Regions from separate parts of the Homo sapiens genome. Here region 2 is linked to region 1. Evidence: chromatin loops called from intact Hi-C (ENCODE). Cell type or tissue: endothelial cell of umbilical vein. All regions are shown on one strand. Each heading gives the region's core, and the rest is flanking DNA. Links, peaks and the distances in the headings are about the cores only.

What was found. A loop is a pair of places that touch in the nucleus more often than their neighbours do. Peaks named below come from ENCODE experiments on the same cell type or tissue, not always from the same donor. Only the 100,000 strongest peaks of a DNase experiment are listed, where the experiment ranks them.
Region 2: it touches region 1 in a loop (7-fold over the local background); 14 of 110 quality-filtered maps call a loop at or near these places.

Annotation. Positions count from the first base shown.
Region 1 is chr11:3,090,701-3,098,038 of GRCh38, forward strand. OSBPL5 (oxysterol binding protein like 5) reads right to left here. Exons shown (of 22, transcript NM_020896.4): 15 at 3,537-3,634; 16 at 3,046-3,135; 17 at 2,827-2,963; 18 at 2,167-2,352; 19 at 1,732-1,858. Among named protein-coding and RNA genes, the nearest start is that of CARS1, 37 kb to the left of the region's middle. RefSeq lists enhancers at 442-1,250, 1,240-1,309, 1,251-2,058, 2,867-3,674 and a silencer at 1,099-1,393. In endothelial cell of umbilical vein, for the core only: a CTCF peak has its summit at 4,396; DNase peaks (open chromatin) are centred at 4,431 and 5,311; H3K27ac peaks cover 2,518 bases.
Region 2 is chr11:2,926,589-2,933,926 of GRCh38, forward strand. It overlaps PHLDA2 (pleckstrin homology like domain family A member 2), which reads right to left and starts at 2,832. Exons shown (of 2, transcript NM_003311.4): 1 at 2,308-2,832; 2 at 1,685-2,079. The coding sequence starts at 2,776. The coding sequence ends at 2,318. RefSeq lists enhancers at 2,109-2,717, 2,718-3,327, 3,328-3,936, 6,951-7,338. In endothelial cell of umbilical vein, for the core only: a CTCF peak has its summit at 4,281 (motif pointing right); DNase peaks (open chromatin) are centred at 2,683, 3,143, 3,973, 4,293 and 3 weaker places; H3K4me3 peaks cover 2,590 bases; H3K27ac peaks cover 2,085 bases.

The DNA of each region.
Region 1 (7,338 bases), core at 1,415-6,414:
AGAGAAATGGAGCTGCTGCAGCTGAAAGCCACCCACGCCCCCTGCCCAGGCCCCAGGGACATGGTGGCATGCTTATGCCAGGACAGTGCTAGAGGTGGCAGCCAGCAGGGAGGGCAGCTGCTGGGCTGTGGAGCTGGCTGGAGGGGTCTGTCTCAGCCCCGGCATGGCCTGGAGTAGCCATGGTCCCTTTGAGCCTGTTTCCTCATGGGTGAGACAGAGCTACTGACCCCTCACAGTGAGCAAGGGCCTGCAAGGTGGTGCAGACACGCCTGCCCTGTGCTCACCATGGCGTTGCATCCAATAAATGCAGAGATGATGGCATGGGGGGCCGAGGGTGGTTCTGACCCCTGAGCCATGAGGACAGATGAAAGCCGAGGCCACTGTGGGAGCTGGGAGGTTCATAGGAACCCCAGATGGCTAGGGTTCCCCATGTCAAGGGGCATCTCCAGGGGGGAACCCCCACACTCAGCCGGCTGCTCACAACCCCAGGAGTGCAGGCAGGGCTCATCCATTCAGCCCTTACTTGAGCTCACAAGGAACCCAGGACAGGAACTGATGCTCAGGGGTGGGGAAAAAGCAGAACCTGGCTGTGGGACCACCATGTAACAACAGGCGTTTGGGGCCAGAGAGGTGCCAGGGACGCTCTGCATTGGGTGTGGTCAGCGACGGGGCAGGTGGGGTCAGAGCCAGGACAGGTGGGGTCAGAGGCGGGGCAGGTGGGTTTGGCCACAAGGTACTCCATGGGATGGTTTTTGAGGCATGGCAGGGCCCAGGCTGACTGACCTCAGCAGGGGCTGCGGGGTGGGAGGCTGCAGAGGGCATTGGGGGTGGACATCTGCTGGAGATTGGTGGGGAGAGGCTGAGGAGCGGGACTGCGAGGGTCTGGGGCCAAGGGAAGGCAGGAGCTAGCAGTCTGGCCTGAGCCCGGGGGGATGGAGACTGTGCTGCAGACATAGGGGGTGCATCTGTCTACCTTCCTGAGGCTTCTTCCCTAGTCCCTTGGCAGGCAGAGCATGGGACATGCAGCCAAGGAGATACCGCGGCCCCCAGCTTGCTGGAGAAGTTAGGGCCATCAGGCAAGCAAGGCCTCTCATCTGAGTCTGGCCCAGACGGCATCAGCTGGGGAACACGCCCCCATCCTGTCCGCTGCGGGTGAGCACCGGCCGCGCTCTGCACCCTCTGCACGCAGTAGGTGCACGGCTGGGGCGGTGCAGCTCAGCACACCTGGAACGGGGGCGTGTGGGTTTGGCGCCACCTGGTGGCCGCCTAAGGCATGGCACCAAGACACACCCAAGGCAGCTTCCTCAGGTTACTCCCTGGAGCCTCCTGCTGTCCCGCTTCCCCTTTCCAGACACAAGATCTGTGCAAGTGCTGGCTCCTCCTCCTCCTACCTGGGAAGGGCCCTGGGCTGCCCTGACCTTCTGTTTCCTGATCAGTGGAATGGGATAATGTGGCTGCTAACTTGGCAGAGGGAGACTTTGGGGGCAGTGGACAGAGACAGTAGACACAGGGTCCCACAAGCCAAGGTGCCCCTAGAACTGAGCATCCTGCAAATCCCGGTTTCCTGAGTCCCATGCTCGGCAGAGAAGGAAAGGGGACGAGGGGGCTGGGGGATGAGGGCGTGAGGGAAACGGAGCGAGGGGAAGGGAGGAGTGAGGTGAGGAGCGAGGGGTGGTGGTGGCCACACGTGCAGCTAAGACCAGCCCTGGGTGGGGCCTGTGGGGTGCTGACCTCGTGCCTGGGCCCTGGGCTGCCCAGGAAGGTGGTCTGGCGGGCCACGGCCTCCTGCTGCAAGGTCCGCAGGATCCCGTCTTGCTCAAACTGGGCGATGTCCTTCAGGGGGTCCCAGGGGCTGTGGCTGGAGGGTCCAGAGGGCGTTCATCAGCACAGGCAGTGGCCCTCAGGTGAGGGGGCTGTCCTGGCCCAGTCTTCAGCCCCCCAACAGTGGCCAGAGACCTCCAGGAGAATGACCACTGCCCACACCCCATGGGCAGGGCCTGCAGTAAGGACTGATGATGGGGGGTGTCACTATCTGACCCTCCCCCACCGACTCCTCCAGGGGACAGGCTGAAGGTGAGAGGGAAGCCAGGAGCCCCTGGGCCCTTCTCAGCCCGTCTGCTAGGCCCAGCCCCACCCTGTGGCCCCCAGGGCTTTGTCGGCACTCACTCCTCGTATCGGTAGTGCCACTCCTGGGTGATGGGGTCCAGGTGGAACAGCTGCGGCTTCCAGGGCATGAGGCTCTCCTGCCGCTCACGGGCCCGCTGCCGCTGTGCCTCCTCCAGTGCAAACTTCTCCTGTGTGGCCCTGTGCTGGTCGCCCTTGCTGATGGCCCTGGTGACGTGCTGCCAGAGCCTGCGGGCCAGTGACCCATCCTGAGCCAGTGGCCCGGGCAGCCCGACCCCTAGGCAGCTAGGAATCAGGGCCCCTTGGCACCAGAAGGAAGGCACAGAGCAACCTCTGCGTGATTGCCTACAGTGACAGGGAGCTCACTACTTTGAAGAGAGCTTTTCTTTTGTCCATGAGATGGGTTTTTCCAACACTGAGCTCCCATCTCCCGCCTGCAGGGACCTCCCTGTGCACCTGTTGGTCACTCGCCGGCAGTGATGCAGTGAGAGGTCACGGCAGCCGGCTCCTCTCCAGGCCACACCCCTTCCCTCCATCTGTCCTTTCCAGGACACGTGATCTGCCACCAGGGGTGCACCAGGCCTGCCCTCCCTGCCAGGGACATCCTGGGGCCATGCTCACAGCACTGTAGCCCTGCTGACCTGCCTGCTTGGCCATGTCAGGCTGTGGTCAGCAGGGTCCCTGGGCGCTGACAGGCCTCACCTCTCGGACTCCAGCTCCGTCTGCTCCTCCAGCGGCACCGTGTGCTGCCTCAGCCTCTGTCTGCGGACCTCCCCGCTCGGGGTCCAGAAAAGCGCACTGCTTCCGCTCCCTTCCTCCTTGATAAACACGTCCCTGTCCTGCCCCAGATGGCCAGCGGGGTCAGAGGCTGGCCTGGCGTTGACCGCCCGGCCGTGCCTGCCCTGAGGGACGGCCCCTTACCCAGTGGCCACTGAGGCTCGCCAGGACTTCCTCTCCCGACGTGATCTTTCCCGAGATCTGGTTGATGCTGGTGCTACCCCCGAAGAAGGGCTGCGGGGCCACACCCAGAACAGAGCCCAGTGAGCGGGGGCTGGGGCCTCCAGAATCACATCCTCATGGGGGCACGGAACAGTTATTCTCTTGGGGTGCCTGGGAGCCCAGGAGGGATGGACCCAACCCTCGCCAACGAGGCCTTCGGGACCCCCACGCCTCCGCTCAAGGATGTAGTGTCCCTGCCACAGAGACAGGGCCTAGGCTGGCTCTGCTGTGTGGCTGCAGGCAGCAGCCTCCCTTCTCTGGGCCCTGTCTGTGTTCCGGGATGTCAACAGCTGCTCCCCTTATGTGCACTGCCTTGGGGAACCTTCCTTGGGGCCTGGGGAGAGTGTGAGGGGGATCCCCAAGGCTTCGTTCCTTCCCTGGCCTCGTCTCCCCCAGGCTGCAGCCAGCGCTACCTTGAGTTTGAATTCCAGCTGGGCCTGGAAGTTGTTCTTCGCACACTCGATGGTGACCTTCCCACCCAGCTCCAGGGTCATCGTGCCATACAGGATTCCTGAAATGCAGCCAGTGTCAGGGGCCAGGCGGCCCCAGCCCTGCTGAGCCCCAGGCCCTGCTGAGTACCGACCCAGCAGCACCGATCCCTGAGTCCCGACCCAGCAGCACCGATCCCTGGGAGGCCTGTGTCAGTCCCTGGGAGGGTGAGAAGGACAGGAGGCGCTGGGAGCAGAACCCCACAGGGAGAGGCTGGTGGGGGTGCGGAGCCTGGGAGGTGCGGAGCCTGGGAGGCACGGAGCCTGGGAGGCACGCCTGGTCCCTCAGGGGCCGTCTCCCCCACTAAGGGGGCTCTGTCCTCGCCAGGGCCTTTGCTCATGTCAGGTGTCGCCTCCTGTTCCAGCCTCCTGGGAGGCCACCAGCCCTGTGAGACATGCATCGTGCTTCACTTGACTCTGCAGTTCCCGCTCTGGCATTGGGCTCCTGAGGGCAGGCATCTTCTCGCTCACTGCTGCGTCCCAGGATGGCACCCAGAACACAGAGGGCACCAGCACCCATGATGGCATCCCGTATGTTTAAAAAAATTAATACGTCTTTCTTTGTTTTGTTTTTTTTCAATTAATGAAGGAAAGAACAACTTTTCCATGTCTGGCATATGGAGGAGGTAATCTAATTAAAGAAGCACCACCACCTCCACCATCAAAACCCAAACATTTGCACTCTAAAAACCACTTAGAAATGTGTGGCAGAATATGTCTCTTAAAAATGAAGAAAAGAAACAACAAGCTACTTGTTGCAACAAAGGCTTGAAACACCCCCAAATCCCTCCAGAGGGGGCTGTGTGAGTGCACCCTGGCCCATGAGCACGATGGAAAGCTATGCAGCCTAGAAAGACAAAGCGGCATCTCTGTGCAGCTCTGATGGGGGGAGGTCTCCAGGCTCCACGGAGAGGAAGAAGGCCCAGGAGGCGGAGGTTGTAGTGAGCCAAGATCACACCACTGCACTCTAGCCTGGGCAACAGAGTGAGACTCTGTCTCAAAAAAAAAAAAAAAAAAGAAAAGAAAAGAAAGAAAAGCAAAGCAGGTCTGACCTCCAGATTGTGATCACTAAATATTATTTCCTAGTGAAGGGAACCTGGAGCTCCCGGGAGAAATGGTCGATTTGAGGTCTAGTGTAGGAAATGTCCTAGGTGCACACATGGTCAGGGCAGAAGGAAGAATACCAGCAGAGGTACTGGGGTGTGCAGGGGGCCCCTGAGCCAACTATGGCCCCCATTGGCCAAAGATGGGGCAATTTCAATATCAATAAAGTTAATAACTGAAAGGTTCTGAAATCACCAAATACGTTCCTATCAAATAATACGTGGCAATAATGACCTTCGCCAGTCACCTTTGGAAGACAGCAGGGGAAAAAAATCATTATTTTGAAAATATAAAAAACCTGGGATTTATCCTAAAACAAACCAATCCTGTTGGGTAACCACATAGTAGACAAGGGGAAGTTTCTCTTTTGAGAAGCCTTCCGGTGATTAAGTGAAAGAGGATGGAACGTCACCATCTAGCAATGCCTTTTACATGAATGGATCCAGGCATTGAGAATCAATGTCCACTAATGTCACAAGGAACAACAGGCCCTGTGCACCCTGCTGTGGAAAGACACAAAACCCCCATTAAGCGTCGTGTTGAAAAAAACTGTGCTGAACGTGATCAGGCATCTCGAGATCAAATCAATTCGTGGTTTATAGGAAATCCCCAGGGCAGAGGAATGCAGCCAGGAAAATCCATGCTAGAGGGGACTAGGAGGAAATGAGTAATACTCTGCAAGGGAAAAACAGGAGGGAGGGACATCAAGGAGATGTAAACATAGGACATCCATGCACGGAGCATGGCCTGATGCAGAGACCCAGCCAAACGGCCAACTGTCACGTGTGTGGGGGATCAAGACACAGGCACGTGGCAGCTGGGGATATGAACCAGATTGTAGACTCGATGACAACTAAGAGTTTGTTTGTTTGTTTTTCATCTGATGATAGTATTGTGGCTATGGTTAAGAAGGGAAATCCCGGCCTGGCGTGGGGGCTCACGCCTGTAATCCCAGCACTTTGGGAGGCCGAGGTAGGCTGATCACCTGAGGGCAGGAGTTTGTGACCAGCCTGGCCAACATGGTGAAACCCTATCTCTACTAAAAATACAAAAATTAGCTAGGTGTGGTGGCGCACGCATGTAATGCTAGCTACTCGGGAGGCTGAGGCAGGAGAATCGTTTGAACTCAGGAGGCGGAGGTTGCAGTGAGCTGAGATTGCACCATTGCACTCTAGCCTGGGCAACACAGCAAGACTCTGTCAAAAAAAAAAAAAGACAGAAAGAAAGAAAGAAAGAAGGGAAATCCTTAACTTTAGTGATATAAAATAAAATAAAATACACAAATGACATGACATGATATTTGGGATTTACTTCCAATTAATTCAGGGGAGAGCATGAAGGTGGGTGCATTGCTGTGCTGTGGGTATATGGGGTGTACTGTACTTTGATATATGTTTGAACTTTGCCATAATAAAAAGTTGAAAAAATATATGAAGCATGGATGAGTCAATGAGCATGCAAGAAAAGATGGGAATTCTCCCACAAGAAAAAATAAAGGGGAGAAGACGGGAGGAGGAGAGGAAAGAGGGAGGAGATGGGAGGAGGAGAAGAGGAAAGAGGGGGAAGGTGGGAGGAGGAGAAGAGGAAAGAGGGGGAAGACGGGAGGGGGAGGAGAGGAAAGAGGGAAGACAGGAGAAGGAGAGGAAAGGGGGAAGATGGAAGGAGGAGAAGAGGAAAGAGGGGGAAGATGGGAGGAGGAGGAGAGGAAAGAAGGGGAAGATGGGAGGAGGAGGAGAGGAAAAGGGGGGAAGAGAAAGAGGGGCATTTGTCGATCTGAGATCTTGGTTTCTGAGGTTGCCGTGGAAAGTGGTAGACAGGTCCTTGGGTCAGAGTAACCAGGAGAGATTTTTTCCGAGACATTTCCACTAAGCAGGCACTCTCACATGGCTACACCCTCAACAGAAGGAACAGTCGCAGAAAGGCCGTTCATTCCAGAGGGAGAGTCAAGGAAACATTTGTATTGGGCCTGCGCTCCGGGGTTAAAAAGAAACCCCAGAACTCTCCATGAATGTGTAGGGTAAGTTTGGGATTCAAATCTATACTTCCTCTGTGTCCCAGAAACAACCTACTAAGAAAATGTGAGAGCCAACAAAACAATTTCAGCCAACAAAACGAAAACAAACAAACACAAAACTAGCAAATTAGAATCCCAAGGTTTTACTAAATACAGCCATTCTTTGAATAATTATCGAGCACCTTCAAGGGCAACACTATGGTCAGTGAGGACACAGCAGCAAACAAAACAGAATATGAGAGTGACCAGCTAGAGATGATAAAACAACTGTGCTTATTACAATGCTCAAAGATTTATGAGAAAGGATTGGAAACATGACCAAGGAACAATGCACGAGTATAAAAAGAACAGGCAAGGCCGAGCGCACTGGCTCACACCTGTAATCCCAGCACTTTGGGAGGCCGAGGCAGGCGGATCACCCGAGGTCAGGAGTTTGAGACCAGCCTGGCCAACACGGTGAAACCCCATCTCTACTAAAAATACAAAAAATTTGCTGGGCGTGGTGGCGGGCGCCTGTAGTCCCAGCTACTCAGGAGGCTGAGGCAGGAGAATTGCTTGAACCCAGGTGGTGGAGGTTGCAGTGAGCTGAGATCATGCCATTGCACTCCA
Region 2 (7,338 bases), core at 1,405-6,404, 160 kb before region 1:
TTTTCCACGGATGTGGGTGGGCCAGATGAAACTGTTTCACCCCAGATCATCTGGTATTAGATTCTCATGGGGAGTGCTCAACCTTGATCCCTCTTGTGCACAGTTCACAACAAGGTTCTCGTCCCTGTGAGAATCTACTGCTGCCGCTGATCTGGCGAGAGGTGGAATTCAGGCGGTCATGCTTGCCCCGCTGCTCACCTCCTGCTGTGCGGCCCAGCTACTAACAGGCTATGGACCAGTACCCATCCATGGCCTGGGAACTGGGGGTCCCTTCTATAGCTGATTTGCTGGCCAGGCCATGTACCGTTGCCTTCCCAGCCTCCTGACCACAGCACTTCCCGACCCCTCACCCCCACCCCCTGGTCCTGGGCTCTGGGGAGGAGAACTGGGCATGAGGAGGCCAGCCCAGCCGCTGTGACCGATTGACCCATCTGGAGAGGACAGGCTTTCCACAGCCTCAGCGAGGGTCTGCAGCTGCCCCTGAGACCATGAAGGCCGCCCCTCCTCTCCTCGGGCTGCTTTTAAAAGAAGCTGTTGAAACATGGACTCCCCAAACCTTAGAATTCCACTGTCCTCAGAATTTGAGGAATTCCAAAATTCCTCAAACAAGAAGTGGCCTCAGTGAGCCAAGGGCCATCCACCCTCTTCGCCTAAAGCTCAGGCCGGATCATGCCTATGCTTGAAGCACCCAGGGGCAAGGGCTCTCCTCTTGACCTTGGATATCCATCCAGGTGAGGCTCTGGTGGGCCAGCCAGGAGGCCCAGGAGCCCAGCCAGGCAGCGTCCTTGGCTGCTGTTTTCTGCTTTTTGCAGGAGCCCCTCCCCGATCTGCACAGGGGCTTCACAAATTGCGTTCGGGAGAAACTTCCTTGCAGGCAATAGTTTCTTCTGGACCTAGCACCAAGACTCCTGCGGGCCATGCAGCGAAGGGATAGCACCCTCCCCGCCCTGAGCCCAGACCAGCTACCAGGCTTCGTCGGCCTCCTAGCAACAGAGATTAGGGTCCAATTCTGGTACTTCTCTGCCTCCCCTACTGGCATCCCTCCAACCACGAAGGTTCCAGAAATGAAGGCCCCATTGTGGGGTGAGGAGTCATGCCTGTACCCCTTATCACCTCCTCAGCTTGTTCATCACCAGGAGCCCTTCTGGGTGGGGGACACACTTCCTGAACCCTAACTGTCTCAGACCATCCCTGTCTTTCAAAGAGCACAGCCAGACCGGAGGGCAGAAAGCCGTGGTCAGCTATCTCAGAAAGAGGGGCAGGGATTTGCTGCACTCAGGCCTCTCCACCCCAATGTCCTGGGCCAGTACCTGGAGGTGCAGGGACCTCTGCCTCCTGCCCCACCATCGGAGACAGCCCAGAACTCTCTCCTGTTCCCCCAGAAGCAAAGGCGACCCTGCCCGCCCCACACTGCGGGCACTGGCAAGGAGCGGCTGGCGGCGGGCAGCCAGAGGGCTGAGGGATTCCTTCTGGTCTGACTGCGCGGGTGGTTTGTGGGCAGGAAGTGCTGCTGGGGAAGGTTCCCCCACCACAGGCAGCAGCAGCTCGGACCCAGGGCCCTTGTCCTCCCCAGGTTCAATTCCTCAGGACACACCAAGGAGCAGAAGGTAGCCAGGGTCAAGCCCCAGGGCACTTCCTGGCCTCTGGGGAGGCTGCTTGGAAAAGAGGGTGTGGACCAGGCCCAGCAGATGACACGATTCATTTATTCATTCAAAGCCGGTTCCCAGCGCCTTTCACACCAGCCCCGCAGGACTGGATGAGGGTGTCCTGCCCGCCCATTCCTGGGCCTCCACCCTCCCAGCAGGAGTCTCACTGAGCCACAGCCGGATGGTAGAAAAGCAAACTGGCCAAGTGATTTATTTGCAATGGGCACAGTGATGCAAAAACAAGATATTAAGACTATAAAATATGTGACTACAAAGAACCAGCGAAATAAATACATAGATATTAGATAGTCCAATAACTTAAGGCGCCCGTGCAACGGAGCGAGGATCCGCGCGCACGGGAAGTTCTTCTGCTGCAGGGCTGGAGAGCGCCGGCCACGTCCTAGCCTCGGTCCGACTCGTCCAGCGTATGGCCCTGTGGGGAAAGGACTGGGTCAGAGAGCTGTGCCAGGGCCGGTCCGGGTCCAGCCTGAGGGGCCCCGAGACCCTGACGCGAGGGGGCCAGCGCGATTGCGGGGCGCCGGGTCCCCCAAGGAGGTGCAGCGCCCCCGCCCCGCCGTCTGGGGTTGAAGTGGTTTTTCCCAAAGGCCCCGGTCCCGGCTGTTAGGGCGCAGGGCTCGCCGGGACGCGGGCAGTCACTCACCGCGGCGGGCTCATGGCGTGCGGGGTTTGGGCTGCGGGGATGGCCTGGAGGGCTCCGAGGGCTCGGAGGGTGCGGCGGCCGCGGCAGCCACGGCGTCCTCGGCGGGTGCGGCGGGTGCGGTGCGTTCCTGGCGGCTGCGAAAGTCCTGCAGGGCGCGGCGGTTCTGGAAATCGATGAGCGCCAGCGCGATGGCCGCGTTCCAGCAGCTCTCGCCCGCGCAGCGGAAGTCGATCTCCTTGTGGTCGGTGGTGACGATGGTGAAGTACACGTACTTGCCCGTGCGCTCCACGCAGTCCACCTTGAGGATGGAGTGGAAGCGCAGCTCCTTGGGGCGCGCGCGGGGGCTGGCGGGGAACAGGCTCAGGCGGTCGGAGGTGAGCACCCCGCGCTTCTTCTTCCATAGCTGGAAGAGGCTGTCGCTGCGCTTCTCCAACTCGCCCTCGCGTAGCACCTCGTCGGGGGATTTCATGTCGTGCCGAGCGCGGGACTGGGAGCGGCAATGCGGGCGGTGACGGCGCCGGCTCTGCTCCTCGTGGCCCCGGCGCGGCCTTTATAGCTGCCCCTCCCCGCCCCGCCCCTCCCCGCCCCGCCCCGGCCCTCGGGCCACCCCGCCCGCCTGAGCCCCGCGCGCCCCGGGCCATACCCTCCCCAAGCCCAGCCGTCCGGGCCCGCACCGTCGCGTCCGCGCTCTGGTCGGTCCCCGGCCGTCCCCTCCCATCTCAGAAGCCCGCGCTCCTCTTGCCCCCCGTGCCCCAGCTGTCCGGCCCCGTGGGGTGACTCGAGGTCCCGCCCCGCCCGGGCGCTCGCCCGCACCGTCTCGCAGGCCGGCCCCGCGGAAGAATGCGCTGCAGCCAGCCCTGCCCGCGATGACTCACGCCGGGGAGCCCCGGGAAGCACCCGCGGGCCCGGGGCCGGCCCACCGTGGGGAGACAGCCGGGACCAGACCTTCACCCTCCAGGCGCCCCAAGTCCAGCCCTGCCGCTCTCGGGCTCCCGGGGCAGAAGGAGGGTCGAGGCCCCCTTCCTTACTCCCGAGCCCTGGCCGTTCCGTCCTGTTCGGGGGCCTTTCCCAGGGCCGCCCAGAGACCCTCTCCGAAAGTGGCCCTGCCCTAGCGGACCGAGCTCCTATCTTGCCACCCACGGGCTGCGCCAAGAACGACCACCTCTCTTAGCCTCGGTTTTCGCTTCTGTGAAATGGGAACAGTAACCTTTGCTGGATTAGGGAACACGTGGAAAGGGCTAGACCAGCAACCCATAGAGCTCAGAAAATGGAAGGGGAAGAGGAAGCCCGTTCTCCTCCCTGCGCCCTCGTAGTGTCCCGAACTGGGGTACGGACTGCTCCGACCGCGCCCCCACGACCCGGACCGGAGAGAGGTCCCAGGAGCTGAGGGGTTCGGGCTGGGCCGCGACGCCCGCTCTCTGGGATCAGCCTGGGGGCGAGGGTCGGCGGGGGCGGCTGAGTCATCGCTTTCCAGCTGGGCAGACGGGCGGTTTTATTTACCCTCTTCCTTTAAAGGGTTTAATAGACAGGAAGCGAAAGCCGGCTCTTCCCGGGTTCCCAGGGGTGGGGGTGGAGCCGGCCGAGAGGACCCCAGAGACCCCGGCTACTACTCCACGTCTCCCACCTTCCCGCACCCCTGCCCCCTAGCTGCGCCCTGGGGTGGTTACAGCAGGAAGTCCCAACTCTGGGGTCAGAATTGGCCTCAATGACGGGGCTCACGCAAAATGAAAACGAGAGTCCCCTGATTCAAAATGTATTTAAAATGTCAAGACAGTGGCAGCAGAGCGTAAAACCCAGACCTGGGACCAGCCCTACCTCCACCTGCCCTTCAGGGTCACTGTAAAGGATAAAGAGACGTCCGGCTCAGAGGAGCGCCCCAGACCCGGTTCTGTGAATGGCATGCAGGTAGCAGCTGCCCGGTGGTCCCACCGGTGTGGCCAGAGGACCTGGCAGTGGGCAGGGATGTGGTGTGGAGGGGCAGTGCCGGCAGAGGGCAGGGTTGGGCTGTGCCAGGGTTCTGGCCTGGGAGTGAGACACCTGCCTGGGGCCGGCGGGTCAACACTGCCCCCTACCTGACACCTGTCCTTGCAGCAGGGCTGGGATCCTGTGGTGAGGGAGCAGCAGGTAGGGTGGGTGGGTGAGGGGAGGTCAGCCTTTGGCGGGGAGAGGGGATTCGAGCATTGTTCCGGAGAGGCTGCAGGAAGGATTCGGACTCTGGTGTCCCTTCTTTTGCTTCCAGAGGGCCCTGGGCTGCCGGACAGTGGGACCTGGGCAAGAGGCACCTCTGGGCAGTGGGAGACCAGGAGAAGCGGCCGGGGGCAGAGCGCTCTGTCACTGCGCCAGCCCACAGGTGCCTGGAACACCTCCAGGCCCACCAGCCTGCCTACCCCATTGAGGGGCCAGCCAGTGGAACTTCGGCTCCAGGCAAATCCCCCGACACTCGTGGTTGCTTAAGCACCTACTGTGTGCCTGCAGGCCTGGCTGGTGCTGGGACCCCAGAGGAGGGGAGAGGAATCCCTCTAAACCCCAGGGGCACAGCAGGTACATGAGGATGGGGATAGGGGTCGGGGGTACTGGAGGCCAGGAGGACAGCTTGGAGGACTCTGTGGGGAGGGCGTGCCCTCGAAGATTCCAAGGAGACCTTGAAGGGCCAGTGGTGCCCGTATGCCACCACTGTGCCCAGCCTCCACCTAACCCAGAGAACTCCCCAAAGTGGGCACTCCAGCCCCTGTTCCACAGAAGAGGAAACTGGTTCAGGATGGAGAGGGCCTTGGGGAAGGGACAGAGAACAGGCAGGAGCAGATAAGGGGCTGAGAGAAATGAGGGGGAGGAAGAGGGTTTGGAAACCAGGTGAGGCCAGGTGAGGTGTGCTCCCCCAGCCCCGCCCAGCTCCTCTCTTTGCCTGTACCCCAGTGGCCCTCTCAAGGGAGGCTGGGAAACTCACTCCCCTGGGGGCAGGACTTACAACCCAGGGGTGATGCTCTGACAGGTGGGGCAGGAGCTGGGAGGCCAGGGGGCAGGGTGTGCAGCCGAGATTCAGAGGCCCTGCCCTCCCTAGGGGATTTCCTGCCCACTCAGCCCCTCTCTGCTATTCCCCTCATGGACACTGTGAAGACCTGGGGGGTATGGGGGTGGATGGCCCTTTAGGGGCTGCTGGAAATCAGGTCTGAGCCCTGGAGGCCAGGCCTCCCCAGGCAGCTTCTCTGCCCACAGTCCCTGCCCCAGGGGCTCAGTTGTAGTGGCCCTGGCCTCCCCAGCAGCTGCTAGACACCCTGGGCCCCTGCTCGGCCAAACCAGCCTGAACCTGGTTGCCAATGTGGGGGCTGGAGGGAGCCGACTCCCAAGCCTTACCAGCCCTGGACCAGCAGGTGACTTCAGGAGCCCCCAGGGTGTCTTTATGGACATGGGCAAAAATAAACCACGGCCTTAGGAGGTGAGAGGGGCTTGGAGGACACCATGCCAACTTGGCAGGTACTTGCACACAGGGGCTGCCCCATCCTCTCTGCGTCCACCATCCACCCGAGGGGCTTTACCACCACCACTAACTCACACTGCCGTCTGCCCCTCTGAGCCACCCGCCCTCTGCCAGCCCCCGCTCGGCCTCCCTTGCCTGAGGCCTGAGCCTCACCGCCTCACCTGGTCCCACCTGGGGCTGAGCGGTGCCCCCAGGAGAAGCACTGGCCCCAAGCTGCAGATGCAGAAAGGGTGGCTCAGAGAGGTGCAGTGACTTGTCAAGGTCACCTTTCCAAGGAGGGACCCTATCTCTATCCCCCAGAGCAGGCCTGCCTGAGGGTCCCCTCTGGAGGATGAGGGCTGTGACACTCACTTCCTGGGATGTGGGGGAGGGATGTTGAGGCAGAAGAGTGCTGACACAGGGACCCCACATGAGGGTCTTTTGAGGAATGCCCCTCCTAGAGCCATTTGATAGCCAAGAGCCTGGGAGCTTCTCCAGCACAGCACAGAGATTGGAACCCGGCGTGGATTCGGCCACACCCCATGGGACCTGCTTCTACGAGGGTTCTGGACCACTCACGTGCTGGAGGCGGAGGAACCACCTGCCGGAGAGATGCCAGGGCCAGGCACCGGCAGGAGAGTCCGTGTGGCCCTGCCCCGTGCTAGTTCTGTGCGGTCATTTCTCCCTGTTGAGACTGCTTTCTTGGGTTTGCAGGGAACACTGGGTGGGGGTTTCAGAGAGGTGGTGACTCACCCAGGTTACACAGTGGCCAGTGCGGCCACATCCACAGCTTCCCCGATTCTGTGGCACCCTGTGGCTCGGGGCAGGAAACAGCCCTGATGTTCTGTGACTGCTTCTCAGGATGGGGAGGGGGCTCTGCCTCGAGTTGGTGGTGTCAGGCAGCATCAGTCCAAACCGGGTTTACTGATATTTATCTGAGGGGCCACATCCAGGATTCATGCAGAGCCTGAGCCAAGGGCCCCCACCCCTGGGCAGGCATTGTACAGTCTGGGTGCCCAAACATCTGGCCTGGGACACTGGCTGCCCTGTCCAGCTGCCTGGACCCTTGGCACCGGAGCCCAGCTGTGTGAGGCTGTCAGCAGCTGGAGTAGGATGCGGGCACCTCTCCGAAACTCCCTGAGTGAGGTCACTTCCTTACGGTGACGAGGCCGGGCCCTCCAGGCACTTGCCCAACGAGCCTGGCCATCCTGCCAGCCTGTGAGGAAGCTGCGTGTCACAGGGCCCGGCCCAGTGCCTGGGGCTTGACACCACCCTCTTGTGGGAGGGGTTGCTCAGAGAGAGCCCTGCAGAAAGGCCCACTGCTCCTCAGTCAGGAAGGCCCACCCCTAGCTCCTCTCACCCCCTCCAGGAAGCCCTCTCAGATTGCCAGGGCGCACTCTAAGGCCTGCCTCCTGCCAACCACATACTGCTAGGCCATGGGTCTCCAAGCCTCCGCCCACCTGAGCCTGGGGAGGCTGGGGGAAGACCTAAGCTGCCTGGAGCTGCAGCACCTGAGCAGTGCACTGGTGCCACCTCACCTGAGCCCAACATGGCCCATGTGCCAGGGCCTGTGACTC